Linked DNA regions of Mus musculus: region 2 is linked to region 1. The links are chromatin contacts, found by Hi-C or POLR2A ChIA-PET in ENCODE. All regions are on one chromosome and are shown on one strand. The core of a region is the stretch at or near the end of the contact, and the rest is flanking DNA. Distances in the headings are between cores, read along the strand shown. Region 1 holds the start of Trim13 (tripartite motif-containing 13). Region 2 holds the start of Spryd7 (SPRY domain containing 7).

Region 1 (7,331 bases), core at 3,306-5,805:
TGCCAGGAATCAACCTGGTCCTCTGCAAGAGCAACTTAGGAAGGGCTCTAAACTGCCCAGCCATCTCTCTGGCTGGGTATCTAATCTTTTAAAAATATTTTTAAATTGAAATTAAAGACTCCTGATTAGCTGGGTGGTGGTGGCACATCTTTAATCTCAGCAGTCAGGAAGCAGAGGCAGGTGGACCTCTGCATATAAGGCCAGTCTGGTCTACAGAGTGAGTTCCAGGATAGCCAGGGCTACATAGAGAAACCCTGTCTCGAAAAATAAACACAATCAAACAAGCAAATAAACAAACAAAAACTCACATTAATTCCCCCAAAGAAAGATTCAGGGCCATTAATCCCCTCTACTTGTTTACCCAAGTGTTCATATTGATTATCCTCTCTTTGTCCTTGGCATACTGGTCATGGGGGCCAAGTTTACTTAGGCTGTTGGGGCAATTGGGGTTAGAACCTTTTCCCTCGGGCTGGTGAGATGGCTCATTAGGTAAAAGCACCGACATCTGACTCCCTCTTCTGGTGTGTCTGAAGACAGCTACAGTGTACATATTCATAATAATAGACAAAAAAATCCTTTTTTTTTTCTTTTTTTGGTTTTTCGAGACAAGGTTTCTCTGTATAGCCCTGGCTGTCCTGGAACTCACTTTGTAGACCAGGCTGGCCTTGAACTCAGAAATCCACCTGCCTCTGCCTCCTGAGTGCTGGGATTAAAGGCATGCGCCACCACTGCCCGACACAAAAAATCTTTTTTTTTTTTTAAGATTTATTTATTTATTATATGTAAATACACTGTAGCTGTCTTCAGACACACCAGAAGAGGGCGTCAGATCTCATTACCTCACGACCTTCAAAAGGGCAGTCAACACTCTTAACCCCTGAGCCAACTCTCCAGCCCAACAAAAAATCTTAAAAAAAAAAAAATAACCTTTTCCCTTAAAATTTGACTTTTAGTATAAGCCAAAAGGAGGTTGGGCCAGTTTAACTACTTTGTTTACATGGGCACTTACAAGGGTGAATGATATAAAAAACATAATATGTATATTTCATATATGAATAATCATACATAAAGATAGATGTTTTTAAAGACCAAAATGGGATGCTGTGATCTGTTAGGATTCTGTCTCCTGCAATCATCACTGTAAAAGGAATCTTCTCAATGATCCTCAGCGAGGAGCACAGATATCCATTACTCAACATGTAATCCAACGTTAATTAGAATCTCACATTATCAGTTTTATATGAGGCACCTCAGCCATCACTGGGATTAAGGAAAGGATAGTGCCCTCATCTGGGTTAGGGTGGGTGGCTTTCTTTCTGAGCCTTACAGTCACCTGGGGACATTCTTCCAAGTGAAGCCTTGGAGCTGGCCTTTGCCGTAAACACTACCATCTGTCACCATGGGTTGCCATCTCTCTCCTGCCATTCTCCCAGGAAGGGCATTTCATACTCTCTGTGTGTTGTCCTCAGTCCTCCTCCGCCCTTCACAGTGGAATAAAGACTGGCCTGTGTGATTGAGTAGGTCAGCAAGCTTTCCAAGTCCCAGTTTCCCCACAGTGATCGCTACCCAACAGCATCTACTACAGTCTTTGTGCAGAGCAAACACATCCGACTAACACTTCATCCTCACATACCTACTTCTAGTCTCAGTTCCAGACCTGGATTTCTCTTTTTCTAAAGCCATCACCATTGGTGCCATAACTGGAAAGATTCTAGTCATTTTCAAGGCTCAATTTCCTTTTCTTCTTTTTGTATTTTAAAATTTTAATTAAAAAGGGATAGATCCGTGTACATGCATCTTCCTGGAGTACCTCACTGATGTACATGTATAGATATCAGGGTAAGTACACTAATCCGATTTGTGATAGTCTCCACCCTTTTGAAATTTACAGTGCGTCATTGTTACCTGGTGCTCATGGACTGTGGGGCAGGGCTCAGCTTGTTCTTTTCAGGACTTGTTAGGGCAGCGCCCAGCCCTGGGCACTCAGGTTCTTTCCCCAGTTTATGCCGCTTTTTCCTGTTTCTTCTCCCAGGCTGTAAGGATGGATATCTATCCCCTCTTTCATGCCTGCTGTCAGACACTTCCTACTCAGCAGCTCCATCACTGTGACTTTCATGTCTTTGCCACATGACTGCATTTTAAATTGATATAACCTATAGCAATGCTTTACTCGGCATTTGATTATCGGTGAGGAAGAACTGCTTTCCTTGAGATTATTAGTCATTTATATTTTTACAGGCTTTTTGTGTGATTGTTCATGGGCTTGAGCAATCCGGGGTTTTGAAATCAATGGGAAAGCACACGAACACTGATTGAGCCACACCCCAAGCCTCCTCATTCAGTCATTTTTTTTTTTTTTCCTTTGAGACAGGGTTTCTCTGTATAGCCCTGGCTGTCCTGGAACTCACTTTGTAGACCAGGCTGGCCTTGAACTCAGAAATCCACCTGCCTCTGCCTCCCAAATGCTGGGATTAAAGGCTAGCGCCACCTCTGCCCAGCTTGGTTTTTGTTTTGAGACAGGATTTCTCTGGGTAGCTTTGGCTGTCTTGGAGCATACTATGTAGAATAGGCTGGCTTCATCCCCCAAACTCTGGGATTAAGGCCTGTGCCACTGTGCCCAGTTGCCAGCATATTATGCCTGAAGTTTTGTGTGGGCCTGGGACAAAGCTTTCATTTGCACTGACATTTTTGGTGCTGTAGGAAAGAACCTGTTTGTTACAAGATATTTGATTACTGTACATAGAAAACCTAACTGTAGGCTGGGCATGGTGGTGATGCCTTTAATCCCAGCACTTGGGAGGCAGAGGCAGGCAGATTTCTGAGTTCAAGGCCACCCTGGTCTACAGAGTGAGTTCCAGGACAGCCAGGGTTACACAGAGAAACCCTGTCTCAAAAAAACAAAAAACAAAACAAAACAAACAAACAAACAAAAAACCCTAACTGTTAGCAAACCATCAAAGACTAGGTAGATATTGTGTTATCAGCTGCAGTTAGGTGTGTCCTAACAAGAAGCAGCTTGGCTGTGCCTCAGAAAACCTTAGGTAAGAATGCTGAGGCAAATTGCTTGGGAGAAGTCTTGTGGTCTTTTCTCTGACCTGAGGCTATGTCGGTTGGGTGGCCCTGAGCCACTGTAAAGGTGAAGTGGTTTGGCTCCTACTGACTTGTCTTGGAGCCCTCCCCCCTCCCCCCATCTTGGTGGTGAAGTGGTTCAGCCTGCCAAGGGTGTGGGGGAGGAGCTAGAGGCTTCTTTTTATAGCCATTGGATGGAGGCCCCCACTCCTTTGTTTTTTGGCCTTTATGGAAGGAGCTTCAGTTAAGAGATAGAGATCATCCTTTGCGTTTGGGCTAACAGTGGAGTACAGGCAGGACTCGGGCAAAACGGAAATCTAGGTAAGAGCGCTAAGGGGCCCTGCTGGGTTTGGAGGAACTCAAGAGAAAGGTGGATTAGCTCCGTAGAATGACACAAGTTTCTAAAGAGCTGGAAGTTTAGTTGTAGGATCAGGCTTATAAATAATATATATTTTGTATATAGTTTAGAAAATGAAGCTACCTCCCCGATCTAGCAGGTTTTTACCCCAGTTTACGCTTCACGTGTCAAGTGGTATACATAAACGGTTACACGTGCCGTTGGAATTTGAGGAAACCCTCCACAGCTTCGTCTTGGTTTTCCACCTTGTAGAAAACCTGTTCATTTAGAGGATAAGGCTCTTGGTTCCACTGTAACGTTCTCGTGAGGACTAAGTTAGAAATGACAGGGATTGGTCTTAGGAATGGTGTAGCCGGGACCACAGGCAATGGGCGGAAGGGGGCAAGAGGGGCTTTTCCATGACTTGGAACCGCGCTTTCCCCAAATTTGCTCTCCTAAAGGCCCAGGCCTTCCCAAGCGGGAGTAGACGTGCTCCTCCAGCACACATCACCCTGCATTTACCGGCTTTCAAGTTTGGATAGGAACCATCTTTTTCATCCTCTGTAACCACGGTCTCCGCATAGGAGGTGGAAATCAGGGCGAGATATTTTATTTTATTTTATCTTATTTTATTTTGGTTTTTCTTTATTTTTTATTTTATTTTTATTGATTGATTGATTGATTGAGATATTTTAAAACCAGTTAAAAGTTCCTGCCTCTGAGGGGAACCGTAGTAGTGCCTTTCTTTTCTTTTCTTTTCTTTTCTTTTCTTTTCTTTTTTTTTTTTCGAGACAGGGTTTCTCTGTATAGCCCTGGCTGTCCTGGAACTCACTTTGTAGACCAGGCTGGCCTCGAACTCAGAAATCCGCCTGCCTCTGACTCCCGAGTGCTGGGAAGTAGTGCCTTTCTATAAAGTTGGGTCAATGGTTTTCTACCCAGAGATCGCCGAGCCCGCTGGGTCCTGAAAAGTAGGCAAAGTGGTGTGAAGGGTTGGGCTGTGTTTTTGTTTTTGTTGTTCTTGAAAAATGCAAGTAACAACAACAACAAAAATACAGCAATCCAAACTCGGCGCGTGGGCGTCACCAGAGCACTTATCCAGAGGCTGGGCGACCTAGGTGGTGCGCAGGCGCGGGACAGCGGGAAGCAGAGGGCGTGGTCGCCGTGTCCATTTTGCACCGGCGCAGCCCGGCCCCAGTTGGCTGGTGGAGGTGAGCAGTGTGCTCCGAGTAGGGACCGGGGGCCGGGAGTCGCTGGCCCCGCTGCCGCGGCCGGGGGACACCTGCGTGGGCGGTGACGGGCGGCACGGCCTGGCGGCAGCGGTGCTACTGTCGCGGTCGGGAAGGTCAGCGCGCCGCTGGGGAGGCCCCCTGGCTAGGAGGGGGCCAAGAATGCAGATCTGTGCCTGTGACACTCTTTCTCCTTTCTCTACAGTGTTCTCCAGTTTTACCGTCAAAACGTGAGGGAAAACGAACTGGCTCTCTCCACAGAAAATATAGTAAGCTTGCCAAAAGCATATACTTGCCTGGAACAAAGGTAAACCGTATTATTTTTCTTTATGTTCTGGTATTTATGAAGGGGAAAAATACCCGATTTTATTAGTCCTAGGACCATTCCAGATGGAAATAAAAAGAATAAGTATATCTTCACCACCTCCTTTAATAATAGGGCCTTTGTTCTTTTCATATTTCAAAACTCATGGATTCAAAAATCCATGCTTGCCATTCATTTTTTTGGTAATTACTATATATAATTTAAAAAAAGTATGCTCTAAAGGAAACAAATCCAGCAACATTTCTTCTGTGTGGTTTGTCTTAGTTGTCCAGCTACTGGGGCTGTAGAGCAGGGCTTTAGATTCCTGCAGCTTTCTAGACATTTGTATGAGGAGTGCTTTTAAAACAGAATGTCAATATATAGGCATTCTTTGTGCTAGGACTCAATGGGGCTATTAATCAATTATGCCCCCCCCCCCTTTTTTTTTGCTTTAAATTACACCTTGGAGTATGCTATCACAGTCTACCCGGGAACTACACCTCTGCCCTATTTAATGCTAAGCATCAGTTTCACACAGCCTAATATCACCTGAAAACAATCTGAACTGAGTAATTGTTTTTCAGATTGGTCTGTGGATATGTCTTCATTTACACTGGGCACACTGTGGGCAGCTCTATCTTTAGGCTGATGAACCAGCTAAGCAGGAGCCCATTATGGACAGGCAGCCATCCACATTCTTGATGGTGTCTGCTGGTTGGGAGTGGGTTCCATGGTGGAAGGCATTGTTGTGGGGAATAGAGAGCAGTTTGTTTTGCCTTGAGTTCCTGCTCTGACTTACCTCAGTGATGGACTGATTGTAACCTGCAAGTGTCAGTTGATTTTGGTCAGTGTTTTGCACTGAAAGTAACAGGTCCAGGCCCAGAAGACCCATGTCTTCAGCCTTCCTTCCCAACTGTTCTTTCCATCCATGTATTTTCTGGTAGGTCTGGAAGTTGCTCACTCTGGGCAAGCGCTTTCAGTGAGCTGCAACCTCAGCCCTGCTCTGTGAAAGGGTCTCTGACCCACCGCAGTTCATGCTTCTGTGTTTCTGGTACCCTAGTTGTATTTATTTTCAAGTAATATGAAGATAGTATTGTAAAGATCCTCATTTTGTAAAAGATAAAACATATTTGTGAAAACTATAAGAGATTTTTAGAAATCTATGGAGTAAACTTTGTTTTGGGAATCTATCCCAGTGCCTTTAGCATGCTAAGTATACCTCTGCCATTAGCATATTCTCGGCTCCTAACATAGGAAAATCATCTTTTTTCCCCCTTTTTGTGACAGTTTCCTAGTTAGACCAGGCTGGCCTTGAACTAACGTATCTGCCTTCCTCTGCATTCAGAGTGCTGGGTTTGGCTTAAGGTGTCTGCCACTACGCCTGGGTTAGAATACTAAATTTTTGACTTACTTTCTGGAGAGTTTTGAATCCTAGAACTTTGCAAATTCAAGGTCTGTGCTTTGGTGGTAGAAGGGCAAGGAGAGTCAGGCCCCATGTTTTTCCTCCGGAAGTTGGGGGCTTGGTTAGCTACTTTGGGTTTAAGCCCAGAACTTACGTTTTATTCCTACCCCTTTGTTCTCAAGATAAGTGACGCATGCTTCTAGTAACTGATTTAAGTTGGTTTACGTTTTAAGTCCAGGCGGAAACAGTAAGAATGAGACCTGTTCAGTGTTTGCTAAGGTGAGGAAATACGTGGAGAGACGGAGTGTTTTAGAAACCAGGATATGTTTGTACAAACTTGTGTGTGTGTGGGTCGAGACTGGTATACACACCCCAACACTCCCACACGCCATTTTTACTTTTTTTTTTTTTTTTAAGGCAGGGTGGCTATGTAGACCAAGTTCAGGTTATCAGTCTTCCTCCCAAGTGCTGGGATTAAAGCCATGTGCCACCATGTGCAGCTATACACACTCTGTTTAGAAGAACACTTGACAATCTTTTTCAAGTTGGGTGTCAGTGGTACACGCTTTTCATCCCAGCACTTGGGATCCAGAGGCAGGTTGATCTTTGAGTTCGAGGCCAGCCTGGGCCACAAAGTGAGTTCCAGCACAGCCAGGGCTACACAGAAAAACCCTGTCTCAAGAAAACAAACAAGAAAGCATAGCTGAGTCAGCAAGCGATCCCACTGCAAACAAGGAAAGGTGGAGAAGACTGAGGAAAGACACGAGTTCTGGCCTCGGCCTTGTGCAAGCAGTGTACGTGCATTGCACACACATGCCACAGAGAGAATAAGTGTGCCTGGGCATGTGCACTGCTCAGTGGTATGCTCTGCTCATCGTGGGCACTGCTGGACCTAATCCCTGTCTCCAGCCACAGATGGTTGTCTGATGGCCAGTAGAGTGCCAAGTACTCCATCCTAGTTTGTTATTTTGGTAATATTTTTGTATTCCTCAG
Region 2 (7,289 bases), core at 3,294-5,793, 43 kb before region 1:
AAAACAAAACAAAAGACTATACACTGTCAAGGTAAATGCATTTTTTTTCTTTGTTTGTTTAACTAAAAATGTTAAGGGCTGGCACCTGCCACGGAGCCTCAGAAGACCTGAATTTGATCCCTGGAACACACATGGTAATAAGTAGTCCTCTAACCTCCACACACAATTTCTGAGCTGGAGAGATGACTCTGCGGTTTCAGGCATTTGCCACCAAGTCTAACAACCTTGCACATATTGGAAGGAGAGAATCACTTCTTGCAAGTTAACCTCGGCTGACTATGGTGGGCCATACCAGTAGGATCTGCTGAAGAATCGAGCAGAGGCAGGAGAAGCCCAAGTACAGGTAATCCTCTGGCTCCACATCTGTCCCTAAACACACACATATATGCAATAAATAAATAAATGCAATTTTAAAATGAAATCAAGTCACTAAATTATTGCAATAAATTTTATAAATGATTTGCATCTAACTACCCCATACAACTCTAGTCGTTTTGAATAAAGAGTGTCTTCTTTGATGTCAAAGACAGTATAATGCTTGGCTTCTACTAGGAGCTTAGTAATAACGTACATAGGAATGAATAAATAAGCTGTGCTAAGCACTATGGAGCAAGCAAGTAGCACCTGCTTACCTTTTAAGGCCAGACTTCCCTCTTGAAATCTAACAATTCTGAGGGCTCAGTCTTAGGCTTCAGTATTTGATGTGGGTTAAGTCAGTAAGTATACTTCACATTTTGTGGTCACATTGATTAAATCAAAAGCAATTATGTGACCTGGTAAACAATAATCACGGAAAGTGTCAGGACTTCTGCAAAGAACAATTGAAGACACTTTTGTTCTTGTGGGACAGTGTAGAAAAAGTAGCTGGGCATGGTGGCACATGCCTTTAATCCCAGTGGTTGGGAGGCAGAGGCAGGAGGATCTCTTTGAGTTTGAGGCCAGACTGGTCTACAAGGAGAATTCCAAGACAGCCAAGGCTATTACACAGAGAAAAACTGTCTCAACACCCCCACCCCACCCCAAAAAAAGGAAAAGAAAGAGAAAAGAGAAAAAGTAGTGAGTTGCTGCCAATGACCATAGCAACTAGCCTTCTTGAGTAAGAAGTAGAAGACAAGAGATTAACAACAATTACACCAAACCCCAAACAAACATAAAGCTCATCTCTGGCAGCACTGTCTTTTCCTGAAGCTAGTGCTGCCACCTTTGTATTTTGTGTCACAAGAATAAAATTCCTCCATCATGTAAACAATTCAGAGGTGTAATTTGTAGTACTTGAAATTGAAAAGGTCTTCAGTGAAACACATTTCCAGGGGTTATGCAAATAAATGATACTTTTTCTGAACTGATCTTTCACACAAACCCTGCCTCTATAATAATTTACTGCTTTTCATCTCATCCTTCAGCATGAAGTTAATGGAAATATGAAAAGATTTCCAAAACAATTAGGCTGTTTGGTGAGTTGGAACTTCAGAAACAACTCTAAGCACATTAGTTACTCTTACTTTGATATATTTCCTTACTGAGCAAGTTAATGCAGAAAGGTCTATATTTCAGAGATCATTTGAGGGTGTTTGTGAACCAGTAGATAATAACGTCAAGCTTTCTTCTCCTTAATTAATACAATGATATTCTGTATTTGGATCTAAGTAGCTCATATAGTTTTATTAATAACTGGTACTACTTTGAAAAGATAAATCAGATTTGAGTACAGATAGACCATTATATAAACACAGCCATAGAATGTGTGTTAATAAACATTAGAGATTTCCAAATGAATAGTGTCTTAGATTTCTATTGCTATGATAAAACACTATGACCAAAGCAATTCAGGGAAGGAAGGGTTTCTTTCACTTTCAGTTCTACATCACAATCTACACAGAAGGTAGATAGGTAGATCCTTAAGGCAGGAACCTAGAGGCAGAAACTGAAGCAGAGGCAGGCTATGGAGGAACTCTGCTTACTGGGCCCCTCCTCCTGCTTTGCTTAACCTGCTTTCTTACGCAACTTGGGACAACCTGCCATGAGCTGGGCCCATCCACAACAACCATTAGGCAAAAACAAACAAACAAACAAACAAAAAACCTCTACAAACTTACCAACAGACAACCTGGATGAGGCATTCTCTCAATTGAAGGCCTTCTTGCCTTTCAGGTACTCTAGCTTGCATCAAGTTGCCAAAAATAAATAAATAACAGTAACAAAACACAACCAGGATAGGTATATCCCTTTCAAAATAACTACCTTGAAAGTTACTTGTTCCTAAAAGACCAATTCACAATTATATGAATCAAAAGAAAAATATTTTTAAAACTTCAAAATGGTTTTAAGTAATGCAACATCATTGTTTAGATATGGAATGTGTATTTTTTTAAAAAAGAGAAAAAAAGGAAAGAAAGTGAGAAAACAAGTAGGGCATTGTGGTACACACCTGTAGACATGTGGAAGGCTGAGGTGGTGGTGGCTTGAGCCAGGAATTGAAGACAACCTGAGCAATATAGAGACTACTCTCCTTTAAAAACAAAACAGCAACCAAGAAACCAACAAAATAAATCAAAACGAAACTAGTATGAAACAAACAAAAAAGTCCAAATATATTCTTTTTTGGGGGAGCTGTCCTGGAACTCACTTTGTAGACCAGGCTAGCCTCGAACTTAGAAATCTGCCTGCCTCTGCCTCCCGAGTGCTGGGATTAAAGGCATACACCACCACGCCGGGCTCCAAATATATTCCTTAGGTTGTATAATTTTATGCTGAACACAAGCAGTATGTTTCCCATGTTTTCAAGTTAAGGCCAATCCGCATTTGAATCATTCTTCTAACTCAACACTTCTCTTCCTTTTTATTGTGATTCTCACATCAAGCTTGAAGGTAGTTTCAATTTATTGTAAAATAGGTTAAGAAAAAAGTTCCACGGAAGGGAAGAAATTGAGAGACCATATCCCGGTTCTTCACTCAGCACCTGAGGGTGCTGGATAGCACAGGAGAAAGGGAAACTGCAAAGATACAATGGGTCACTTAGTTCTTCCTAAAAGAAAAAGGCCAGGAATAAGGATTGTTCTACATAATAGACAGCACAGCATGGGCTCAAAAGTCACTACAGTCCTGCAGTCTTATCTCAGCCCTTAATACAGTATCTTATCACCTAAAAGTCATATTCATTGAGTGAATAAATTAAATAGAAATGTTTCCTGAGAGAAAGTACAAGATCTGAACATCCACTGTCTATAGTGATGGATAGGGGCTTAAAGGTATTTAGTACTGAAATTCTGTACTAGAGACTGTAAATTTGTGGTGGCACTGTACACCATAGTAAACGACGACTGCGTATAGTACTGCAATAGAAAATATAATGGGCAATGTTTCCAGACTTGTAGATTATCTGGGCAGAAAAGAGTTTTGTTGTAGATATTAAGAATGCTTGTGTTACTTAAATACAGTCTTTTAGACAATGAGGTATTTGGGGAAATCAAAAAATGCATTAGTTTATTGTAATAATACACAAAAAGACAGCACTCTAACTGAAATAATTATTCTGGGAAATCTGCCTGGATAATATTCCAGAAGCTTGGAAAGGGTCTAAGAACTGAAGTAATCCTATGTAGAAAAAGATGCTACAGGGGGGGGGGAATGTTGGATGAGAAATTATTATTAAATTAATTATAAAGCCATTGGGAACTGGAAAAAAATGGATGAGAAGGAGCACTGTTCTATTTTGCAATCGCTTGGCCCGATGGCGAGAGTCAGATAAAATTACAGCGTTCCCAACAGTGACTAAGGTGTCCAGCAATGGAGATTTTAGTGGAAGTGGCTTGTTACGACCTGAGGCTCTACTCCAGGCTTCTGCAACCGGCCCTGTTTGGGCTTCAGGAAGTGAGGGGAAAATTACTCCCCCAGAACAAGCTTCAGCCTATATTTGATAGTGCTGAAGACAGGACTCAGCAAACACTAGGTGACACTCGACACCCGGGCACTGATGGCGGGCGGGCGGGCGAGCGCCCCCGCTTCCTCACCTGGGAACACCTGACTCCTCTCTGAGAGATTCAGCCCTGGGAGGCTGGCACAGCCCATGCCCGATGACCGAGGCCAGAGAGGCCACAGGGGGCTGCGTGGTCACGTGGTCCCCGCCCCATTTCCCTCGGCCCTCGGTGGGCGGTTGGGTCCAGTCGGGAGGCCCTTACCCATGTGCTGCGTGTCCAACTGTACGGCCGGCATCTCCTTGAGAGGAATGTGGCCAGTCCCGCCGTCCCTGCAGCAGCGCAGGCAGCACCACGCCGACGCGGCCATGGCGTAGCTACACAGCCCCACCGCTCCGCCCGCGCCCGAGTGCTTCTGGGTCGCGGGAGCCTCGCAGCCCGCACAGCGACGCCAGGGCCGGGAGGCGAAGCGGAGACTGAGGCGAGGTCCCCCGGCGAAGGAGCGAGGACCGCCCGGAGGGGCGGGGCGGTGTCGGGAGGTGGGCGGGGCCAGCGGCCAGCCCAAGTCAAAGAGGGTGTGGCGGGTGGGCAGGGCGCTGTAGAGAGCCGAGCAGGGGCCCGGGCTTGACTGACTGAAAGAGGGCGGGGCCAGTGGCCTGACGCCTGGAAGAGGGCGGAGTTGGGGAAAAGGTCCGGGTTTCTGAAAGTGGGCGTGGCCAGTGGCCTGACTGACATGGGGTGGGCGTGGCGGCGTGCGCAGGCGTGCTGCGGCGTCCTCCCCTAGGCCCTGTGGCTGGCAGGTGAATGGTGGAGCTGAGAGTCGTCGGGATTCCCTGCGGCTGTGGTTGTTGCTGGTTTGACAGGGCCTTCTGTGCTGTTTATAGGGTCTGGAACTCCAGCCCTGACCGCCTCAGCCTCCGTAGTAGCTCCGTGCTGTGTCGGCGCGCTACTGGTAGCTGCCTGGGGCGGCTCCGCAGTGATTTTTAGGGATCGGCAGACCTCCTTTGGGCATGGAGCTAATAAAACGCCCGGGAGTTTTCCGTCGGAACTCTCCGGCTCTCCGCATCCTGCCACGCAGACTCCGAGGACCCGGTCTTTGGGTGTGCGGCGAGGCTCTTCGCATTTTCCATGCACCGGCGTTTATCATTGGGTTGATTGCTGCGTGGACCCAGGACTTGCAAGCAGTCACCCTTATGAGGGGACTACGGGAAGGGGTCGGGACAGGGCCGAAAGACGACTTTTTAAAAAGTCATTATTGTATATTCGTGCTCAGGACGTGCGTTCAGGCGCTCTCGTGCCACGGCAAGGTCTGAAGACAACTCTCAGAAATAGGTTTTCTTCCCCCTACCTTGGAGATCCGGGAATCGAACTCAGGTCTTCAGGCTTGCTTTCCGATCAGACAGTCTTACTCAGCTTTCTGGTGCACCAATGGTTCCTAGAAATGTGAAGGGAATGCCCTGAGAGAGGGTGAAGAGAAACTCAGCTCTTACGGGGGTCTGCTGCTTCCTATTACCATATCGAAGGAAGGCCCCAGTGGGGGTCACTTGTTATCTGTCTGTCGTTATCCCTCACACCCCATGGTGTCCCAACAGAATCTGGCTCAAACCTCTCTTCCAAGATAAGATTCCCACCCTGGAAGTTTTCTGGGTCTTCATCAAATCCTGGAAAACTGAACAAAAATTCCCAATTCTTTAGTAATGGTTTCCCATACATAACCTTTTAGTCACCTGAGTGTAAATATACTTTATTGAGATTTTTAGCCATAGGATGAGGGAAAAATTTCAGACTTTGGTTTCTTCTATTTATAAAAATATTTTTAGGGCTGGAGAGATGGCTCAGCAGTTAAGAGCACTGGCTATTCTTCCAGAGGTCCTGGGTTCAATGCCCAGCAACCACATGGCAGCTCACAACAACTGTCTGCAACTCCAGTTCCAGGGGATCTGACATCCTCAAACACCAATGCACATAAAATATAAACAAATACATAAATAAATATTATGATACTAAGGGAGATATCCAAGGCTTTTTTTTACTTTGAGACTTAGTTATTACAGAATTAATACCCAAAGTAATTGCTAAAATAATTTCAGACTATCCCCTCTCCCTCACTGCCTCTATATCTATTGAAGTACTCTTGATAATCCTCTCTTTCTCTCTCTCTCACTCTCTCTCTCTCTCACACACACACACACCACACGATAGACTTTTTGCAACATTTCAAGCTCAATACTGTCCCTACTTTATAGATGAAGAAATAGGTTAAATGACTGTGCAATTTCACAAAGGTAGAAAATATACAAAGTATGATACAAACCCCAGGGGTCCAACTCCAGCCCTTTATTTGCTTCACCACATCTTTTAGCATCTCAGATTTTAAAGTTTAAACTTAAAATTAAGGTTACAACCCTCTAAAAATATTCGGTTAAAAAATGCAAATTTGTGCTTCATTTTTTTTTGCATGTTTCATTAGTCTTCACATTAGCTAATCTGCTATAACATATGTAAATAAAATTTGTTTTATGTCCGACTTTCCAGGTAAAGATGGCAGAGCGCAGTTACAGCTTCTTGCTGACTACACTACATTCAGCCCATCTAGCAAGCTTGTCCAGATTGAATATGCTTTGGCTGCAGTAGCTGGAGGGGCCCCTTCAGTGGGAATTAAAGCTGCAAATGGCGTAGTATTAGCAACTGAGAAAAAAAGCAGAAATCCATCCTGTATGATGAAAGGAGTGTTCACAAGGTGGAGCCCATAACCAAACACATCGGTGTGGTGTATAGTGGCATGGGCCCCGATTACAGAGCACTTGTACACAGAGCCCGGAAACTTGCTCAGCAATACTACTTGTTTACCAAGATCCCATTCCCACAGCCCAGCTGGTACAGAGGGCAGCACCTGTGATGCAGGAGTACATGCAGGCAGGTGGTGTTCGTCCATTCAGTGTTTCTTTACTTATCTGTGGGTGGAATGAGAGACCACCGTCTTTATTTCAGTCAGACCCATCTTGCTTTGCCTGGAAGGCCACAGCAATGAGAAAGAACTATGTGAACTGGAAAACTGTCCTTGAGAAAAGATATGATGAAGACCTAGAACTGGAAGATGCCATTCATACAGCCATCTTAACCCTAAAGGAAAGCTTTGAAGGGCAAATGACAGAAGATAACATAGAAGTTGGGATCTTAGCCAGGCATGGTGGCACACACCTTTAATCCCAGCACTTGGGAGGCAGAGGCAGTCGGATTTCTGAGTTCGAAGCCAGCCTGGTCTACAGAGTGAGTTCCAGGACAGCCAAGGCTATATAGAGAAACCCTGCCTCGAAAAATGAAAAAAAAAGTTGGGATCTGCAATGAGGCTGGCTTTGGGAGGCTCACTCTAAC

Evidence for each region. Hi-C counts contacts between places; a loop is a spot of excess contacts on that map. ChIA-PET counts read pairs that join two places held with the same protein, here RNA polymerase II (POLR2A).
Region 2: a loop to region 1 is called in a map of heart, with 2.5 times the contacts of the local background. The contact joins the promoter of Spryd7 here to the promoter of Trim13 in region 1. A Hi-C loop is called at or near these places in 2 of 37 maps with a recorded cell type or tissue (both heart). POLR2A ChIA-PET finds 5 or more read pairs at or near these places in 2 of 5 experiments (both embryonic stem cell).

Annotation. Positions count from the first base shown.
Region 1 is chr14:61,594,957-61,602,287 of GRCm38, forward strand. It overlaps Trim13 (tripartite motif-containing 13), which reads left to right and starts at 4,556. Exons shown (of 3, transcript NM_023233.3): 1 at 4,556-4,614; 2 at 4,838-4,939.
Region 2 is chr14:61,552,343-61,559,631 of GRCm38, forward strand. Spryd7 (SPRY domain containing 7) reads right to left here and starts at 4,544. Exons shown (of 5, transcript NM_025697.4): 1 at 4,179-4,544. The coding sequence starts at 4,284. It also overlaps the pseudogene Gm4118.